2 separate regions of the Mus musculus genome follow, and region 1 is linked to region 2. Evidence: chromatin loops called from intact Hi-C (ENCODE). Cell type or tissue: heart. All regions are shown on one strand. Each heading gives the region's core, and the rest is flanking DNA. Links, peaks and the distances in the headings are about the cores only.

What was found. A loop is a pair of places that touch in the nucleus more often than their neighbours do. Peaks named below come from ENCODE experiments on the same cell type or tissue, not always from the same donor. Only the 100,000 strongest peaks of a DNase experiment are listed, where the experiment ranks them.
Region 1: a loop joins it to region 2, with 2.3 times the contacts of the local background. A loop is called at or near these places in 3 of 42 quality-filtered maps.

Annotation. Positions count from the first base shown.
Region 1 is chr1:55,723,999-55,734,508 of GRCm38, forward strand. All of the region lies in intron 5 of Plcl1 (phospholipase C-like 1), which reads left to right. Among named protein-coding and RNA genes, the nearest start is that of Gm32949, 160 kb to the right of the region's middle. In heart, for the core only: no CTCF peak of the experiment used is centred there; a DNase peak (open chromatin) is centred at 5,543.
Region 2 is chr1:55,511,186-55,521,695 of GRCm38, forward strand. All of the region lies in intron 1 of Plcl1 (phospholipase C-like 1), which reads left to right. It overlaps Gm39642 (a long non-coding RNA gene), which reads right to left and starts at 1,576. Exons shown (of 4, transcript XR_003947824.1): 1 at 1-1,576. In heart, for the core only: no CTCF peak of the experiment used is centred there; no DNase peak of the experiment used is centred there.

The DNA of each region.
Region 1 (10,510 bases), core at 2,610-7,609, 210 kb after region 2:
ATTGATCCAAACGATACCTTTGTCAGTGGGGTCTTCTGCTGCATATTTATTTTCCCCAAGTTTAATGCATGCCAGCATACACTGTAGAATGGGCCTATTTTTTGGGTTTCACTTTAGCTGTGAGTCATCTTTCTGCCTAACTTTCTGGTTTTGTTACTGTGAGGTTTGTCTGTCATTATTCTTGGGAAAGGTAGGACCTGATGTTTCTCATCTTCTCTTTGGGTACTAGGTTCCTAACTCAGGCAGATTCCCTTACTTAGTCCCAAGATTTCATGCCCTCAAAACTGTGGGGGGTGTTGCTACATAAGGGAACCTACATAGACATCAGTCTAGTAACATGCATTTAACAGAGCCAGAAAACACACTAGAAGGTGTTGGTCATTGTTGAGGAGTAAGAGAAGAGAAAAAAGATGACAGGTTAATAGGAAAAGAAGTTGGAAGAGGAGTATCAATGTATCTCTGAAAGATTGAGAATTAGAAGAGGGTTACAGGTACTTTAAATCATTCTGTAAGACACTCTGTGTGTGTGTGTGTGTGTGTGTGTGCGCGCGCGCGTGCGCGTGCGCACATGCGTGCACACATACAGGATGTTCATCAGGAGAGGGTTCTGGGCTGTTATAGCAACATTTGTAAATATGGGGTATTTGTTCATTGTTAATTGTTCAGTCCATGAGACTGGATGTCTCAGTTGGTCTTCAGCATACATCAAAATGGGCTCTAATACCAGTGATGGAATGCCACAGCAGTAGGACAGATGAACTTGCCTGCGAGAATGAGGGTAGGTAAGCCAAATGCAAAACCTTCTTCCATCTCCTATAAGCTATATGGCACCAGAAGGTGGACCCAGACTTAGGGTGAGTCTTCTGACCAAAAATGACCCAGACTTAAGGCAGGTCACTCAAGGATGCCCAGCTGTTTGGAATTGTAGTCAAGTTGACACCAAGAATAGATATCACACACCTGTAGACTAAGGATTAAAAGTTAGTATATGCCAAAAGTGGCATTTGCTGTGTATGAAGTGGAGTGCACATGTTTCTCCTGTGGTTGGTCCTGGGCATCAAGTGCTTATGGTGAAAAGAGGCGTGGATTTTATCACAGCATCCTAACTAATTTTAAGAATCGTCCCATCAAGTTCCTGTTCTTACTGTCATTTAACAGACTGAGGATTGGGCTTTAATAGTTTTCACATGGCATGTAGCTAGTAATTGATGAAGTAAGGATTTCGCTCAAAGCATGTGCTACCTACCAGTAACCGTGATGTACCATCAAAGCAGCAGTCTAGTAACAGAAGCTTGTGCTAACACAGTTCTTTCTGTGTCAAGGGAGCATCCCCTTCACCCTGGCAGCATATTCCTCCAGTGCACAAAGGAAACGCAAGGCCTAGACCAGCATTGCTCTCGTCTAACACTGTACTTACCGAGGATCTCGCTACCTTACTTTCCAAGTTTACTTTTCTAGGGAAAATAGAACACATGGGCCAAGGAACATGAGGAGTCCCCTTGGCCCAGGAGTCTCATTTCTCTTACAAATGGAGCTGTTACTTTCTATTTTAGAGGTCTACCTCTGTAGCCTTCCTTAGCGAGGGTGTATCAGTCACCTCCCTCCCCTCACCCGGGAAAGCAGGGATGCAGATGAGCTTTTGGAAAGATGCCCAGAAAATGAGGAAAGCCAAGAAACCAACAAAAATGGTAGGAAGAAGGACCAGACTCCAGGCCCTTGAGCGCACACTCAGCTCCTGTCTCTTGGCTGGTATTGTTTACTGACTTTTAGTTCATGTTCCCAGCTGCAAGGTTTTGTTTTTTGTTTTATTAATAAAAGTGTCTTCCCATAGGACTTTGGGAATTGAAACAGAACCTTATATGTACTAGGCAAGCATCAGCTCTTTGTATATTTTTTTGTGACAAAAAAACTTCACCCCTGCTGTCTAGGCTCGCTTGATATCTTCCTGCCTCAGTTTTACCAGTATTTAGGACTAGGATTATAGACATGAACAACAGACTATACCGGGCCAGCTTCAATCATGTGTATGCTTGAGTGTGACGGTGTGTGTGTATGAGTGTGTATGTTGCTTGTCTGGAATGTCCATGTGTTGTAAAATCTGGAGACATTTACATATCAGCCTCTCACTTCACTATAGAACCTGGGAATCACTAATGTTCACTGCTGCAGAGACAGCTTTCATGGGTTCCGAAGATTTCAATTCAGGTCTTCCTGTTTGAAATCAAGTGTGTTACCCACTGAGCTATCTCCCTAGCCCCGACAGCCCACCACTTCTTGAGGAAACATGGGGAGTTTCAGACCTATGTCTCACACATAAGCTTTCAAAAGTCTTAGTTGCTTTAGCATCCCTTCTTCAGGCCCATAGTCAAGGTTCTGCAGCTCAAAATCGTCTATTACCGGAGCTCTCAGAGCAGAATCTTGGGATCTTTTCCTTTGGATAGCAAACCTGAGCTGATTTACAAATGTGAGATGAGTAAGTTTCCCGGGTGTCCATCAGCAGGCTCATGAGAAGAAAGACGGCTCCTTAGGATTATGGTTGATGAGCCTTTAAGTCACTGGCCTTGACAGGTGGACATTGAGAGGGTTTAAAAAAAGCCTTGAGTCCCACTATGTCTGAAGAAAACAATTTCCAATGATAGATGCAGAATGAAGCCTTGGGCCCAAAGTTGCCTTCTACCTTAACTGAGGATTATCTAAGAGTTTAGACAGATGGGAGGCCAGATTATATATTCCACAGAGTGGCGAGTTTGCACACCCGCAACTTCCCATCTGTAGCCAGAGCTCTTACACTCTCTTGCCTCTTTGGGGGCTAGGATTTCCAAACGGAAAACAAGATCATTCTTTATGATTGCCAACATCCTTACAACTTTTTATATGTTATGATAACATCAAATACTTTGTTTTCAATCCATTTCTATAGTTTAACGGCATTTCCTTTCTTAAGTACATTGGGCTTCTTATCACTAAATTCTTCAGTTGTATAAATCTCTCTACTTTTAAATTCTTTCTTTTTCATCTGGCTTCTGGCATTATACTCTCCTCCCCACAGCACTGCAAGGCCCTAAGCATAAGTCCACTGCTGTCAATCTTCCATTGTGCCCCACGTCCAGTACTGTCTTTTCCACATCGCAGTTTCTAAAGTGAAGCATGGGCCACACTTGCAAACAAAATGATGTTCTTGTGTTCATTCTGCAAGGCTGAATTGCACTGAGGATGCTCAAGCAACGTTGTTGAGGTTCTGAGGGTTGAAGTCAGCCGACATCTTACAGTCTTCTACAGGCCAAGTGCTCCACGGTGAAAATAAATCGTTCAGAACAGAACACAGGAGTAAAAGCTGCTGTGTGATGTTTCTGCTTGTCTGCTCACCCGTGCTTGCCACCTAGATGCTCAAAAATTTGCTAGCCAACCTAAATAGCTTCAGATTTTATGGGTCAAGTATGATTCATAGCTAGCGAAAGTGGTGTTGTATATTGCTTGGTATCTCCTCTAGGCTACATCTACTTAAATTCCCTCCAATTTAAATAAAACTATGTTTTGTATATTCACCAGCCTGAAAATAATGTTTGAGTTTTGGTAGCTATGGTGTCTGTTGTGTTTGGAATGTTTAGTGAGCACAGCTGAGCAGTCGTGAAGCTTCAGGTGAAGGTCTGTAGAGGCAACTGACTCAGTCTCGACCACCCAGCAAGGCCCAGCTCATGGGATCTCCACCAGATGCCGCTCAAGGCGAGCTGCTGATCACTGGAAAGTAGAAGGGTAGTAAGAGAGAGAATGGAATGATACTTCTAGGAACACAAATGCACACACACACACATTCACATGCACACACATAGACACATACTAACATTGCACACATTCATACACACATGGACACACACAGCAGCAACAGTAACTTGAATTTCATGTACAAGTATGATTTTCTTTATATATACCAAAGAATGCATTCTTTTTTCTTTCTTTCTTTCTTTTTTTTTTGTTTGTTTTTGAGACAGGGTTTCTCTGTATAGCCCTGGCTACCCTGGAACTCACTCTGTAGACCAGGCTGGCCTCAAACTCAGAAATCCTCCTGCCTCTGCCTCCCAAGTTCTGGGATTAAAGGCATGCGCCAAAATGAAGAGTATACATCTAAAATGCACATCTGAGTTTTATGTCTTATCCTGGGACTAAGTATTTAAAAGGACCTTCCTTCACAAATGTTTAAACTCCTGTTACTATTTGCCTTACTAATATAAAAATAATTCTTTCTCTTATATTAAAGAATTGATGTATTTCTATTTCAACATTTACAGATAAGGTAGTGCTAGGTACAAAAGTGACTTCTAATGCATACGTTAGCCAATATTTTTAAGATGATCTCACTGTATATAGCCTGGTTATGTCTTGAGGTTGCCAATCTCTTACCTTTGTTTCCCAAGTCTTGTTTCTATCACCGTGCACCAGTGATGCCCAGAGAGCAGTTATTCAAAACTAGGTTGGGTTGATTTTTGTTTTGTTTTGTTGAAACCAAATCTATCCATTCAGTGAAGGTATTTGTTAAGTCTGTAGTGGCTTAAGGCTAGGCCCTTAGTCTCATGTTGTAAAAGTTACTAGGCAGTGAGTGCTGGCCTTGTTACCGTTAGGAGTACCTTGCAGGAGGAGTGTGGATACTATCAGAGTGTGTGAGTAGAGAAGGGCATGGCTGTGCACAGCTGTAATCCCAGCACCTGAGAGGCTGACGAAGGATTGTCTCCATCTTAGGGCTAGTCTGGGTTGCATGGGAAATTCCAGGCCCATTTGGACTCAAGAATAAAATCCTGTTTCAAAACAAAACAAAACAAAACAAAAAACCCAAAATCAAATTGAAACAAAAACTAAAAAGAAGAGAGACTATACTGTGAGATTTGACCTTATTGGAGAGGCCGGGGAAACCTGCCATGAGGAAACAGTGAAAATCTTAAGCCTTTCAAGAGGCCCAAAGCCTGCCTGTGTCTCAATACTGGACAATGGGTACTAAGACAATCTGAAAATAAGAGTGGGAAGAAAAACAAATCAAAATGAAGATATGGTAGGACGTCTTAGTATGGCATGAGACGTTCTTAAAGTCCTGCCTGGTCAGTTAATCACCATTCATTGGCTTCATATCAATTATAGGAAATCAGGTCAAGAGTCTTATTGTCAATTACCAACCTTCTAGGAAGTGATCTGTAGCCACTTTTATTTTCTGAAGCCACTAAATTCATTGATACTTTTAGTTATGGAGGAAGATATTGTACAGGTTTTTTTTTTTTTCCTTTGAGAGAGAGACATATAGTTTAAAGCCGATAAGGGAGAGGGGGGGTTTTATTATATACATTTGTGTCCTAAAAGGGGGCAAATACATTTTTTAAAGGCACATGTTTAAGACACTGTTTTCTTTTGAACAACTCTTCTCCAACAATGTAGGCTGGTTCTGATAAGATAGAATATTAATGCTTCGGAGCTCTAGGCAAGAGAGTCACTTGATATCCGGATTTGTGCCTTGGGTGGCTGCATCCCAGCTGTGCCACTCCAGAGTTTGGTAGAGATAAAAGCTGGGCTGCTGGCATGATTATGGAAGCACACACTGCTTAACTTTATCTCCAGTAGAACTAAATTTAGTCTCTAAGAGGCACACTTTTCTTTTCAAATGAAAACTGCATTATATAATGATTCTGAATAATTCAAAACTGGCATGAGCCTAATAAATAGATACATCACAGGCCAACGGACTTGGCTTCAGCTTGCGAGGGTATCAAAGATCTCTTTTCTCATAGTAAACTTTATTTAGAGAAATCCACTGTTATATACTCTCAGATTGTGGTGAGTTGTAGCCAAGATAAGTTACATGTAACCTTATTACAATTATTGCCTACAGTGACCCACGTAGAAATAAACTGATAATAAGATGATTTCATTTTTATTTTAGGTTTATGGATGAGCTCCTTCTCTGACCTTATTAGTCACTGGAGGGGAAAAAATGGAGCAAAGTGAGCTCACACCTCTGAATACATAAATATACGTACTCTATACATAACATAGGTAGCAACACACACACACACACACACACACAAACACACACACACGAGAGAGAGAGAGAGAGAGAGAGAGAGAGAGAGAGAGACAGAGACAGAGACAGAGACAGAGACAGAGACAGAGAGTCAAGCAATCCAAATCTAGTTTTAGAGCACTGTGAAGATGTCTGAATGAGGGATGAGGGCTGGTGCGGTGGGAAGGGCTGTGATAGGATGCTCTATCATAGATTCTGCAGGCATCTTGAAGGTCAGGTGGTGTGGGGTCTGAATGTGAGGAGTTTCTACATGTTTGGACACTGCTTAGAAGGTTGTGGAAACTTTAGGAATTACAGCCAGAAGTGGGTCACTGCAAGTGGGCCTTGAGGCTTATAGCCCAGCCCAACTTCCTTTGCTCTGTTGCTGGGTGTGGATACAATGTGACCAGCCAGCCTCCTGCTTCTGCCTGTGCCTCCCTGCCAGAGGTCATGATTTTCCAGCCATGATGGACTGGATCCCTCTGGAACTGTGAGCCAAAATATCCATTTTATTCCTTAAGTTCATTTTGTTGAAGTATTCAACCATGGCCAGAAAGCATCAACTTTCTTGTAACAAACACAGGGTTTTATCTTCCTGTATGACCTCAGATTATGTTAGTTAGATTAAAAAAACAAACAAACAAAAAAACCAAAAAAACACAACTAACCAGCACACCGTAAAATAATGGTGTTTGGGTCATAGACTCGGTTCGTGAGATGATTCTGTAGAAAGATTATTAAATAGTCATGGTGTAGCCTTTCAGAGATGCTGTGTAGGTTCTTTGTAGCTGAAGAGAATTCTTCCTGTGGAGGTTAACACACCATGATACAGTTTGTAAGCCAGGACAAACTTATGTGTGCTAAAAATCCTGAAACTCCTCTTTGTATGTATTTTTAAGGTTAGTACTCTCAATGTGCTCTGGATGGGAAACTTTTCAATTACTTGACAGTGCACTCTAGTATACAAAGATTACCACCCAAATCTTTCCTAAATATCCCTCAATCAACAGTCACATGCTACCAGCAGCCAACATTATGAATCACCTAGAACAAAAGGGGTTTATGGATTTGTAAAAGGAATTATTTATTCTGGCTAGCTTGTATAAAACGTACAATCCAGATGTTTTATTTACAAGCTGTTAGCTGGGATTGGGCAGGTTTGGAGCTATTCTAACTTACATCCCAGCCACATGTCCATTGTTGCTTGCTGTTTCTGCTGGCCATATGCTCATGGAGGTCCATCTCCTTTCATGGAGGCTTCCTCCTCTTACCCTGTCATTTCTTCTTTCCCCTCTGGCCTCAACTTTTAACTACCAGCCAGGTAAGTGAAAACCCACTTACCTCTGTCTACTGCCAATCACAGGCTTTAGCCTTTTTTGACCAATAACTTGGGGTTGAGGAGGCAATGTTACATGAAGATCTCCTTATCAGAGGGCAACCAGATCTAGGGGGCCAGTATTTTGCATTTGAATACCTAGCAGCAACAGACCAACCCCAGCATGGGTTCTTTTGCCTGGGAATTCCTAGTCAATGGAAAGCAGTTTCAGTTTTAGAAGGTTAAGTTGCTTTCCCTAGACATGTGCTAAACAACATATTTCTCTCACACATTTAAAATATATAGCAGTCATGGATGGTTCTTAGTGCATCCCCTGAGCAGTGCTGTAGGCCTGATTGCCAGCCTGTGGAACTACAAGGAGGTGCTCTGAGAGGTAGTGTGTGTGTGTGTTTAGTTCATTGACTGGCCTTGGATGGAGACCCAGCCCCTATCTTATTCTTTCTCTGCTTCTTTCTCTCTGTGAAGTGGGAGCATTTTCAGGCTTTCCCACTGCTGCTGAAGGCCTGAAAGAAACATGGCTGACTCTGGTCTGAAAACTCTGAAACTGTGAGACCAAACACATCTTTCTTTTATGAAGGGTTGTTGATCCCAGGCATCTCATAACAGAGTCAGAAACTGTATGTGCTATGTGCAAACATCCCAGGTGCTTTGAGACAGTCCTATGGGTCTGGTTTGCTCTCATTTTGTCCCCACCTTTACAACCCCTGATTAAATCAGACTTCATTTTTTTTTTTTTTGTCTTAAGGCAAAATAAACAGATAAAGAATGTTAACTACTTTAGAATTACTTGTGGTCTATGAGGGCACATAGACCACTGAACTGGCATTTTATTCCTCTGGTCTGCTTAAAAGTTCGGAATTTGAGTTTTCGCTGGAATAACTGTATAGACACTTGAGAACTATAGGTGCTTACGGCTGGTGAGAACATGGCTATTTGCACACTGTTATTACACTCTCATATTACACATGTTTCAGGAAACTGGTTCATGCTATTGTGGCCTTGATATTCAACCAATAGCTTCCTGTGACTGCTAAAAATAAAGCCAGCCTGTGAACTCTTACAGATGAAAAAAGTGTCGATTAGCAGTAATTTCAGTGAGTAGGATGGAAGACTTTTGATGATGGACATTGTATGTCTGGAGTCAACTCATACAGTCCTTGTGGGCTGAAATCATAAGAGGAGAAGGCCAGCCGCTTTCTGCCCATTCTCCTGTATGTAGAATACAGTTTAGACTGGGAGAGAACAGATTCCATGGAGAAGAACTATTGACTACATGAGCATTGTGCATTGTGCATTGTATGTGGGGTGTCTCTGGTTCTTTATGAACCGCCTCACCCACTGATCCCACTCATCATAAGCTCTGCAAGAATAGATGGAGGTGGTGGCTGCAGTGCTGGAGGGATGGGCCCATCTGTCCTCCCAGCTATTAAAATCTATCCTCAGGACAAACAAGAGACAGAATAAATAGTACAGTCTCTACAAGCACCATCAGAGTGAAGGTTCTGAAAAGCATACACCTTGCATCTAAATCACTGTAGCATTAACTGGACAGAATCATTTATGTAACCTCTATTTAGTAATTGCCACCCCCCAAGTATAATTTTGTTCTAAGTAATTCTTCTCTGGTCAGAAAGAGAGATCAAAGAGTAACTACTACTATCCTTGGTTTTTAAATGTCCTTACTGTTTAGACAGCTGCTCCTGGGAACGCCAGTTCTCTTGGATTCTTCGTCAAGGACACCCGGTAGCTGTTTACAGAGGCATTCTTGAGTTTTGCTGCCCTTGACAATTAGTCACATGAGAGTTCATGAATCTCACTGAAGTTAAACATTAGTACAACTGAAATTATCTTGGTAGAAATGTCTGCATATAGTGCTCCCCTTCTGCACATAGTGCTCCCCTTCTGCACATAGTGCTCCCCTTCTGCACATGAGATTTATTAGTTAACAAACCTCTGGAGCTGGACAGAATTGTGCTTCCTAATATGTGAGGTTTGCACCGAGTAAAGCCTTGGGGTGCCAGTCACATGGGATCTGTATGAATGGTGCTCTGTACATTTGTCATGTGACTGCTCTGAAGTTGTCAGTCTATCCATTTTCTCTCTGGCTTCTGTTTGCCATGACATATTATGTGCTTTTAACATTCATTTATGTGCATCATAATTATTGTATAATATAGTGATTTTCCCTTATACTTATGAGTGAACCTTCATAATTTCACAAAGGTTCATATGTAATGGTGAGTCTCTTTGTGGATTGACTTGTTTGTTTGTTTGTTTATTGTTCACTGAAGCACAATAGAGAAGATTAAAGATCCAGAAAATGTTAGGTGAGGGAAATGTAGTTGCTGTTCAGCTAGATCTTAACCTCAGGCAAATTTGGCAAATAAACACGAAGTAATTTCTAACTCCACGGGAGAAGTAGAATTTTTGCTGGAGCTCCTATTTTTAGAACATTTGGTCCTCTTTTCAAGTCTAATAAAACATCCTGATAAGTAAAAACTCAAGGGACAGATCTTGGGCTCCCGAATAAACAAAGGCTCTGAACTTATTAAGGACATTAAAATGGAGACACCTTTATAAATGATGCAAGTATACTTGGATGAGAGAAGTGACTTGCTGTTTGTCTTTCAAATGGAGGAGAAGCTGCCATGCACTTGGCCTGGGAAAGGCCACTTCAGGAGGCCTTCTCTTGGCTCTGTACCTTCGCCTGGTCTACACTTGCTTGGAGCTCCAGCTCAGAGAGCCCTCCACCTCACCTCCACCACAAGCCCACAGAAGCTTCAGGACCATTGCCTCCGAGGATTCTTGCTCTCCCCACCTACCTGACAGGCTATCTGCTCCGTGCCACTCAAAATCCTCCACAAGCCCTTCCCTTCCCTTCCAGGGAAGCTTCCTGACCTCCAACACTCACACATCTTCTCATTAAAACGGTCTGTGTCTAGCACGCTGTCATACCCGAGTTCCTCTCGGTCACTGTATTACCAGGGTTTATATGTTGTAATCCTAGTCCTAAAACCTTGTATTGTAACTGGTTTTGCAAGTAGGATCCTTAAAGAGGTCATAAAGTGAGACCTAAAATATAGAGTGCCCAGCTGCTGCACACAGGGACTTAGGACGTGGAAGAAACAGCTTAT
Region 2 (10,510 bases), core at 3,692-8,691:
GTATATGGCTCTGCTTATTTTTTTTTTTTCAGTGGGAACCAGGGATCTGAACTGAGGTCCTCACGGTTATGTGGTAAGCACTTCACTAACAGAACTTTCCCCCTAGCTCCATGGAACCAATGCTTGCTCCATCAGTAACATATAGTGACATCCTGTCAATTGTTTATCCAAAGCAGTTTGCTCAATATGGAATTTCTGTGTAACTATGGCAGACACTGGAAGCTAGCTCACACAACACTGCTAACCACTCTGCATAACTCTACATAAGAATAACAAAGCAAGGCTCAATATTCATTGTCTCTGTCTTTTCTTTTTCTTTTTTAAAATAAAAACAGAGAGAAGGACGAGGACAAGGGATTGAGGAGAGGATAGGTACCAATCCTTCAGTGCAACTCAAACTGAAGTCAACTGGTAGGATTTCTAGGTTAAGTGGGAATCCACCATCTCCCACGGCTCACTTTCTCCCAGAGCAGAAACAGCCATTTTGCAACTCTCCAGTGACCTACATGAGGAGGAAAGTCCCAGAGTGCAATGGCAAAGTCAGAACAGGCCTGGGTCCTCCACCAGCCAAAGTGACACTGACAAATACCAACTCCAGCTTCCTGTTACAGGAGCATTAAATCCCCATTTGCTTACTAAGCCAATCTGTCTGATGCTTGACCATTTCTCCAACAAATGAAAAAAGAAACCAACTGTAAGTATGCACTTAGATCCCAGGCATCTAGAGCAGCTGAGCACCTAACTCACGTTGACTGTGAGCCTTGTACTCTGAGATGAAAAGAAAAATCTGGAGAATAGAGCAAACATTGGCAACAACTTGCTCTAAGCCTAGGCAAACCGTTTCCTTTCTTCCCGCACCAGCCTTCCTACCCTGCCTGCTCACAGCAGTTACAAAGACCTGAGTGACTATACCCCACGGTACTATATAAATGTAAATGTGTGTGGTCTCATGTACAGTGCATTCCCTGTGTGCATCTCAGTTCACACTATCAAAGAATACATAGTTTCCTGAAGACCACTAAACCAAGTCTAACCGAATGGGTTGTATTTTTACCCGAGGGAACAAAGCTGTATTTTAGCTCCTGGTTCCAGTGAGCTGACACAGAGGGAAGGCATCAGAAGCCCAGCCTGGGGCAGTAGGAGTTGCTAAGATGCTACTTTTCACACATCACTGACCCAGGAAGCAGAGAGACAGAACCAGGGCCAGCCTCCCAAAGTATAGCCATCCCCCTATGAGCCACATGAGTGAGTTCTGTGGTTGCTACTTTTGAGTGGTAGGCAGCTCCATACTGATCAGCCACCATAGTTACAACCGAAAGGAAGGCCAGGGTTAGATAACTCTGATTTTACTAAATTTGAGTCAGTAACATTGCTGTGTTGGTTGTCTTTGCTTGATGGTTCTTTGCTGTCGTATCTACTTCATGAAATCTGTGTGGTACTTGTGCGTCTACCTCATCCTCCTTTGTAAATATGTTTTATGCATGGTTATAGGTCAGCAAAGATAGGAGTTAAAATGTGGCTGTTTGTGAGAGTGACTGGGTTGGGCCAGCAAGCCTGGGGTTGTGTTTCATATGTAGGGGCTGCTTTAAGCTTTAAGTGGCGATGTGTGTGTGTGTGTGTGTGTGGTGTGTGTGTGTGTGTGTGTGTGTGTGTGTGTGTGTGTGTGTGTGTGTGTGGTGTGTGTGTGTGTGTGTGTGGTGTGTGTGTGTGTGTGTGTGTGTGTGTGTGCGTGCGTGCCTGTGTCTGTGTTCTGGCTCCTAGGTGAGGGAAGCAGGAAGCACTGGAACCTTGTCATCCTTGGGATTTCCTTCCTGTGCTGCAGCTTCCTCCTTCTCTAAGGGGCTTGGCTTAGGAAAGGCATTCCTTGCTCACCCTACAACTTCCTGGATTGTTGATCTTGGAAGCTCTTTATCTATTTCCTTTGATAAAAAGCTTTAGTTTTTTGTTTCTTACAGAAAGGGGAAGTAATTTAAAAGTTTTGGCCCAGTGGACTTCCCTTCTGATTAAATTTGCAGCAATTTTGTCTAATGAAAGAAAAGCAAGTATTAGTTAAACAACATCAAATCATGTGGGAGAAACCATTCTCCCTGCCCAGAGAGGAGTGCCCCTCTGAAGGGAGCAGACTCCCACCTCCCCAGTTCTCTTTCCCTTTCTATCCCTCCTAGTAAGCGAGCTTGAGCTACAGAACGTGGAAACGCCGTCTAGGGTCATCTTAAAGAGAAAATACTGATTTGCTGGTATGAATCGAAGAGAAAACTTAGGTACATAAGACATCAGTCATGTTTTTCTTTTCACAGTTTATTTTTCTATGCATTTAACTACATTTCCACATGTAGAAAGTCATATTGTTATTACTAAATCCAGCAGAGTTCCAGCTGTCTGTAAGAGAATTAAATGCCACTCTCTTTGATTTGCTACTTCCAGTGATAACATGAGGAAATTTCACATGTATTTTAAACATTTTTCTTTTTTTGCACAAATTTGGTAAACAACCAAGAGGCCCTTCAGTAATGAGTTGAATCTAACCATATAAGGACCATTTGTGTTTAGTAGAAGCAAATGTGGAATTTTGCTGTTTTGTGTCATAGAGAGATTGTGAGAACTAGGATTAAAGTGTGAAATATGGGTTTGGAGTCAGAAGCCTGGGAAAAGCACGGCAGATCAGGGAAGAGTCTTCGCAGGAGCACATCAGGGAGGAGCCAGAGCATGAGCACATCAATCAGGGAGGACCCAGGGCAGGGCAGTTTAACATGGATTGGAACCATGTCTTGTTCCTAATGAAGTGATCACTTTGGGTGATTTTGTCACATATCACAACGCAAACATATTTATTTATATTGTTTAATTATGTGTACATGTGTGTGCTTGTGTGCAGGTATGTATATCTGAGTGCAGATGCCTGCAGAGGCCAAAATAGAGTGTTAGACACGTAGAAGTTGTACCCACAGGCAGCTGTGAGCTGCCCTGCATGGGTAGTGACACTGAGACTTGGCTCCTGTGCAGGAGCCGTCTGCATCCTTTACTGTTGGATCATCCCTCTTGCTCTCAAGACATTTTTAAAAACACTGTCCTAATTTAAGATTGCATTTCATTTTAGGGGACTAGAGATGCCTTGGTAGTTAAGATTAGTTATTACCCTTTGTATTCTAGGCTGAAATAGGGTTTGAATGGCAAGCTGCGATTGGCATTAGAATTCTGAGGAGCAGAGGAAAACATATATCTTAACAAAATTAAGCTGTGCCTTCAACCTGGTTATTGCAGACTTTCATTGAACTTAAATACATTATGTACTAGAGTCTGATTAATGAAGAACATGCAGCTCCACTCACTCTCTAAATTATAAGATATCAATACAGATGATCATATCTGTTTCACATACATATATACATATATACATACATACATACATAATACATAATACACATATTCTAAAATTACATGTAGCATATATGTTAAACATTGCTATATATTGTGTTAATACATACACACACGTAGGCTAACATTCTGAATAAATTCAAATGAAGAACATACATTAAAATTTCTTAAATAGATTTACATTTAAAAAATTAAATTTGTATTTATAGATTTTTGTGTGTATATGGTGTGTGTGTGTGTGTGTGTGTGTGTGTGTGTGTATGCATGTGCTCACGTGCTACAGTGTACATGTGACTGTCAGAGTACTCCCATGGGGAATGAATTTTCTCCTCCATGATTTAAGTAGTTCTGGATTTGACTGCAGGTTGCCAGGCTTGTACAGCATGCAACTTTTCCTACTGAGCCATCACCAGCCTCAAGTAGGGTCTTTTTCTTTTAAAAAACAAAATATTTCATTATAGAATAAATGCATCAATCAGTAGGGCTGTGCAGATGAGAGGTGAAGGGGACCCTGAAGCAGACCTAGGGTCTCTGTCCCTCAGATGAATAATTCAGGACCCACGGCTTACTTGCCCATCTGATCCTCTTTTCACTGTCTGCTTTCCAAACTCTGTGATTTCAAGCCACGCCATTTCATTTCATGCACAATGTTTTCAGCATGTGGCTCTGAAAGGGGAAGACCAAGTGGTCAACAGTTTTAAATGCTTTTTTAAAATAACATTTGTATAAAATAGGAGTGTGGCACTTACTATCAGGTCCAGGGAACTGCAAACCCTCAAAGGTTTTACATGCCTGTCTGTGTTCTGGCTCACTTTCTATAAAACGCTGCTTTTATTGCTTCAAGTTGGGCGGATTTTGTTTACATGCAATCCAGTTAAAATGTTAAAACAGACCGATGCTTGCTTTTTTCCCTTGGTGACTTGTTTTCCAGATGGAACGTTTTGTGTCCATGGAGTACTTGATCTTTGTTTTACATGGAAATATTCTCTCTATCCACATGACCTCTGGTGGCGTTCAGCTGTGCTTTTTTTGCCTTGAAACCACCTCTCGTATTGTAGAATAGAAGGGAGAAACCAGCATAAGACTCATCCTCTTAAGATTTGGGGTTTAGGGCAGACCTGCTGTTCTCATTAAACTACAGACTACATTTAGTGTTTTCTGATTAAGCTAGAGCATGCAGTGGACATTTTATGGTACTTCGAGGGACTGTGTTGTGATCCTTCTCCACTTTGTTGTTGTTGTTGTTGTTGGCTCTGTACTATGTAACACTCACTTATGCTGGATTAGAAGATTTGACCCAGACAGATTTTTAGGTTGATGTGTAAGTGTACATCCTAATGAATCTTTATAGGAATGAATAAAGTCATCAGAATTTGTTTAGGTTTGGAATGTGGTTTCTGTGTCCAACTGCCAATATTCAAGTACCTGCTTCACCAGCTATGAGCCCCATTGTCTTAAGTTATTTAAGTCTTCAGAGCTTCAGTTTCTTTATATATATGACATGTAGATAATAAGAGCAACTAACTTTTATGCTTTGGAGTATAGATTAAGCTAAGATAAAAACAAACAGCATTATCATTACTTTTACCTTAAATGCACTAAGATATTTGTTAGTGAATTTTTTTTCATGCTGTCAATGCTACAACATAATGATTATTGGCTTCTGGATGTAAGCAAATATAATTAAAAGATTATAAGTATCAAAAAGTAAGTGTGTTATTCTGAGGTATGAGTCTACTGAATATTTTGTGTAGCTTTCATACATGTCAGACACGTAGTTCAGTGAGTTGTGTCACCAGGTGTCTAGAGCCACCTTCAGAAGCATGCCACAAGAGCCCATGTTAGCTTTTGACTTCTCCAAAGTGGCTCTAGTTTCCCTTAAAGCCCACTGGGAGTAGGAGTGAGTGAGCATTCATTTAGGAAGCTCCTAAATGTGTCTGTACTTTTCAGGCTGGGACACACATTACAGTAATAGCAGGCTCACCATCTCTGTGTAGAGGAGCCAGGCATTGCTAGGGTCCATGATTTACCGAAAATTGATTCCCCAGACTCAAATACTATGCAAAAGCAAAGAGTGTTTATTTCTGCATACAGGGGCTCAATTCCATCTGGATGGAAGGACCCCTAAATTAATTTGCAGATTCAGTGTTAAAGCCAAAAAGGAGGAACATTAGGGTGACTTATATCTTGATTGATTAGTTTTATCTCTGGGGCTCTGGGTGATGCTATGATTCAGACTATTCTTGTCCACAAGCTTGGCTAACTGTCCTTTTAGCAGCTGGGGAGGGGTCCCTTTTACACAAGCCTGTGGTTGTTTCAGTAACTAACTTGCTAAGTTCTGACAAGTAGAAACTCAGGCCTGGTCTCCTGAACTGCTAGTTTGCAGCCTGTCGTGGAGTCAGCCTGGCTCAGGCCAATTCACTCCTTTTAACTTTTCAGTAGAAAGCTTTTGTCCTCTTTGAGAAGGGACAGCTCATTTGTAATATTCTGGCGTCTGTGCCTTTGAGGACTAGGCTGTTCTGGCTCTTGCTAGCACATGGGGTTTGATGTCCTGGTCAAACCACACCTGTGATTAGGTTGGGTTTCAGGCCTTGGCTGGATCTATGAGCTACTATGCTATTCCAATCTTTCTGAGCTTTGCTGGTGAGACAGGTTACCAGGCCCAAGGGCCCAAGAACTCAGAGGACAGTAGGACACAGAGAACCAAGGAAGCCAGTCCTGGGATGGAAACTGGAGAGACACCTGCCTGCCTCACACAGTTGCCAGACCTCATTATGGGGCTCTGGGAAGTTACAGCCTGTCATTCTCTAAGTGTACTGTGTTTTATTTTTATCAGGTTGGCATTTCACACCCCAGAGATGCTTAATGTGTCATTTGCAGAATTTGAAACATCATATTACTCAGTCTCTTCTAGTCCATTTATAAAATGTACAGCAAGTCCTGTCTTGGCATTGCTTCCAAGAGAACACTCAAATTTTGCCCTCTCCTATTTGTGAAATGTCTGTTGATCCTAATTTGGTGATGTGTTCCTACATCTCCTATCCCTGAAAGACCATTTTCTGTAGCACTTATACTTTATTAAATATGATATTGCATGTATTTTCCTTGTTTCTTGACATGAACAGTAAGTTCAAGCATGAGTTATTTATGTGAACTGAGTCACAATCATCTCTGTCAATCTGATTTTATTCTGCTGTAGCATCAACACAGTATTGATACCCTCCTATAAAAACTCGTGGAACTGAATATGCGTTTATCTTTTTGATCATCATGCCAGCATATCCCCTCTTTTATTAAAATAACTTCTTTTTCCTCCCCCCCCCTCCTCTTCCTTCTTCTTCGTATTAGACAAGGCCTCCCTGAGTAGCCCTGGCTGGCCTACAACTCACAGAGATCTTTCTGAATCTACCTCCCAAGTGCTGAGATTAAAACTTAGGTACTACTTTCTAGATACTGAGATAGTTGTAAATAAAACTGAGTTTTTTTCCTCTAGAAAATTTACGTTTAGTGGAGGAAAAGCTAGCACTGAGGCATTGGTGGCACTAGAGCCAAGTGTGACATGTGCAGGTGCAGGTGAGGTGTGCATGTGGTTGCGTAGATGCATGGATGGTATTCTTTTTTTTTTTTTTTTAGTATTTTATTTAGTTATTCATTTATTTTTAGATATTTTCTTTATTTACATTTCAAATGTTATCCTGTTTCCTAATTTCCCTTCCGAAAATCCCCTCTCACCTCCCCTCCCCCTGCTCCCCAACCCACCCACTCCCATTCCTGGTTCTGGCATTCCCCTATACTGGGGTATAGAGCCTTCACAGGACCAAGGGCCTCTCCTCCCATTGATGACCAACTAGGCCATCTGCTACATATATAGTTAGAGCTACAAGTTCCACCATGTGTTTTCTTTGATTGGTGGTATAGTTCCAAGGAGCTTTGGGGGTACTGGTTAGTTCATATTGATGTTCCTCCTTTGGGGCTTCAGACCCCTTCAGATCCTTGGGTATTTTCTCTGGCTCCTTCACTGGGGACCCTGTACTCCATCCATTGGGATGACGGCGAGCATCCACTTCTGTATTTGCCAGGCACTGGCAGAGCCTCACAGGAGACAGTTATATCAGGCTCCTGTCAGGATGCTCTTGTTGGCATCTGCCTAGTATCTGGGTTTGGTGGTTGTTTATGGGATAGATCCCCAAGTGGGGCAGTCTTTGGATAGTTGTACCTTCAGTCTCTGCTCCGAACTTTGTCTCTGTAACTCCTTCCATGGGTATTTTGTTCCCCATTCTAAGAAGGAACGAAGTATTCACACTTTGATCTCCCTTCTTCTTGAGTTTCATGTGTTTTGCAAATTGTATCTTGGGTAGTCTAAGTCTCTGGGCTAATATCCACTTATCCATGAGTGCATATCATGTGTGTTCTTTTGTGATTGGGTTACCTAACTCAGGATGATATCCTCCAGATCACATGGATGGTATTTCATTCACCTAGACAGACTCTGCCTAGGACCAGGAGCAGGGCTCTGCAGGAACTAAGCTGTTACTACATAAGGCCATTGCTACATTCTGGGATGCTTTAGGGCCAGGAGTCCATTCTGTTCATCTGGAATTCTCTGAATACCTGCAGGTCCTCAGCAGTAATTAATTCAAGGAGGCTGTCAAGGGAACAGTATAGTTTCGATTATTTTGTGTTTCCTGTGGTAATTTCTGTTGGGGGAAATAATTAAAAATAGATTGTGAGCCTTAATTAAATGAAATCTTTTGCTGGTGTGATCTGAGGGCCTAAACAGTTTTCTAATTATTCACTGCAACAACCTAGCTAGTCAGTTTTGCCCCAGGGAACAGTTGCAAAAAATTCTTTCTAGGAGGAATGTTCTAGATTTTTGTGAGATTTTCCTCTTTTCCTTCAGCTTTCATTCTACTGCCTGAAATAGTCCCACAGTTTCTGCTGGTTTGAGTTTCATATCTTGCTCTATACCATTGTTGTTTTATTTGGAGATAAGCTCTTCCCGTGGGACTCAGGTAGTCTTCAAACTCCAGATCTTCCTGTCTCAGCCTTTTGAGTATTGGATGCACTAGAGTGTACCGCCACACCTGGGGTGAGCATGTTTACAGCTTGTTTTTTCAACTAAATTGTAAGGTTTGCTCTAAGCACTTAGACTGGTGAGTAATATATAGTTAGAAATCAATAAATATTGACTAAACAAGTCAGTCAATTAATAAATGTTCAAAAATATCAATAGAAGAATGATGTACAATGTACAAAAATATCAACATTCTTTTTCTTCTTTTTTTAATCTTGCTATTTTTCTTTTATTCTTTTTATTTTTTATTAGATATTTTCTTTATTTACATTTCAAATGTTATCCCTTTTCCTAGTTTCCCCTCTGAAAATCTCCTATCTCTTCCCAGCTCCCCCTGTTCCCCAACCCACCCACTCCTGCTTCCTGGCCCTGGCATTCCCCTGTACTGAGGCATAGAACCCTCACAGGACCAAGGGCCTCTCCTCCCATTGATGACCAACTAGGCCGTCCTCTGCTACATATGCAGCTAGAGCCATGAGTTCCACAATGTGTTTTCTTTGATGGATGGTTTAGTCCCAGGGAGCTCTGGGGTTACTGGTTAGTTCAAATTGTTGCTAAATATCAACATTCTTACAGAATGTTGTAGAGTATAGCAAGAAGGAAAGACTAAATATGACCATTAGATAAAATGGAGTAACAAACCAGAGGAAGTAGAGAAATAATGCTTAACATTCAGTCAGATGAGCCAGGAGGAAATAAAATCAATGTCAGTTGGGAAAATGAAGATTAAAAACAAGGAAAAAGATTATTGTTATCTGTTCGAATGTATTGGAGGGTGGGAGATGCTGTGGCTTTCAGGAGTGTGTGAAGGAGAATTTCTCAGACCTGGAATCATTACCTGACTTATGCCTGACACAAATTCTCAGAGAAGCCACACACTACCATGTGCATTTAGCTTTATTTTGGTTCTTATCACAACCTCTTACTCTTCTGTACTCTTATCCCTAAGTTTTTAGTTTTTGTTCAACTAATTCTTATTATTTACAAAGTGAAAGAATTGTCATATGTAATGTATTTTTGGGGAAGTAAAATTTTTATTTCTGACAAGAAATACATTTTTGGTCACACTATTTGCTAAATTTGTAAGAGAAATTTAAAGCAGAGGTCTTGATGTATCTCTCAAAACTTCTCTTTTATTTCTCCAGAGATTGTAAGCATTTTAAGTCCACATTACCAATCTCTCTTATTCATCATGGAAATTTGGAACAAGTTTCTAAACTAGAGAAATAGAAAACATGTATTGGAAAGTTGTATTTTGGGGGGATTGAGTCTGTGGTCAGCTGACAACAGTGACAAAGACGCGTGTTTCTCAACCATTTTCATGACAGACATCACATGCAATGCAAGTTAGCTTTACCAATAGCAACTTTTTTGTTGTTGTTGTTATTAGTCTGGGTTGAGTCCTGTTCTGTGTAAGACCTCAGAAAACCTACAAATTTGAGAAAGAAATGAGTTCTATGATATGGAGTAGATCTGTAATAAATGAACAGAATTAAAATGGAAATAAAATTAAAGGGACTCCTAGGAGAGAACCAGAGAGGCATGAGGTGGTGGGTAGCATTCTGGTGATCTGAGGAAGTCCAGTGGCCAGTGTGAGCAAGAAGCATGGAGGTCACCTTCAGCAACATTGCAGATGAGACAGAGGAAGTGAACCCATGTAGAAAACTCATCGTAGGAAAGAAGGGCAAATGTGATTTAGGAAATCACAAGCCTGGGGCAACGATTCAAAGTGATAAGAGGTAGAGAGGCAGAGTAGACCCTGTCATAGCCCCTGGCTCACCAGAGAATGAGCAAGGTCATCTGCTGGGAAGGAGGTAGGTGACAGTTATCTTTAGGTTACTTATTTCAAGACTCTTGCTTTAGAGCCATGTCTTGAAAGATTTAATGCCTCTGCATTGTGACATTTTGGTACTAGAACTAGAACCCAAGTCCTCTAACTTTTACTTCAAGTGTTCCTCTTCAGCAAAACTTACAATTCCCTAAAGACCTATATACCAAAATAACTCTCTAAGTAGGGAACTGATCTATGCACATGATAATACAGGGTATAAAAGAAATCAG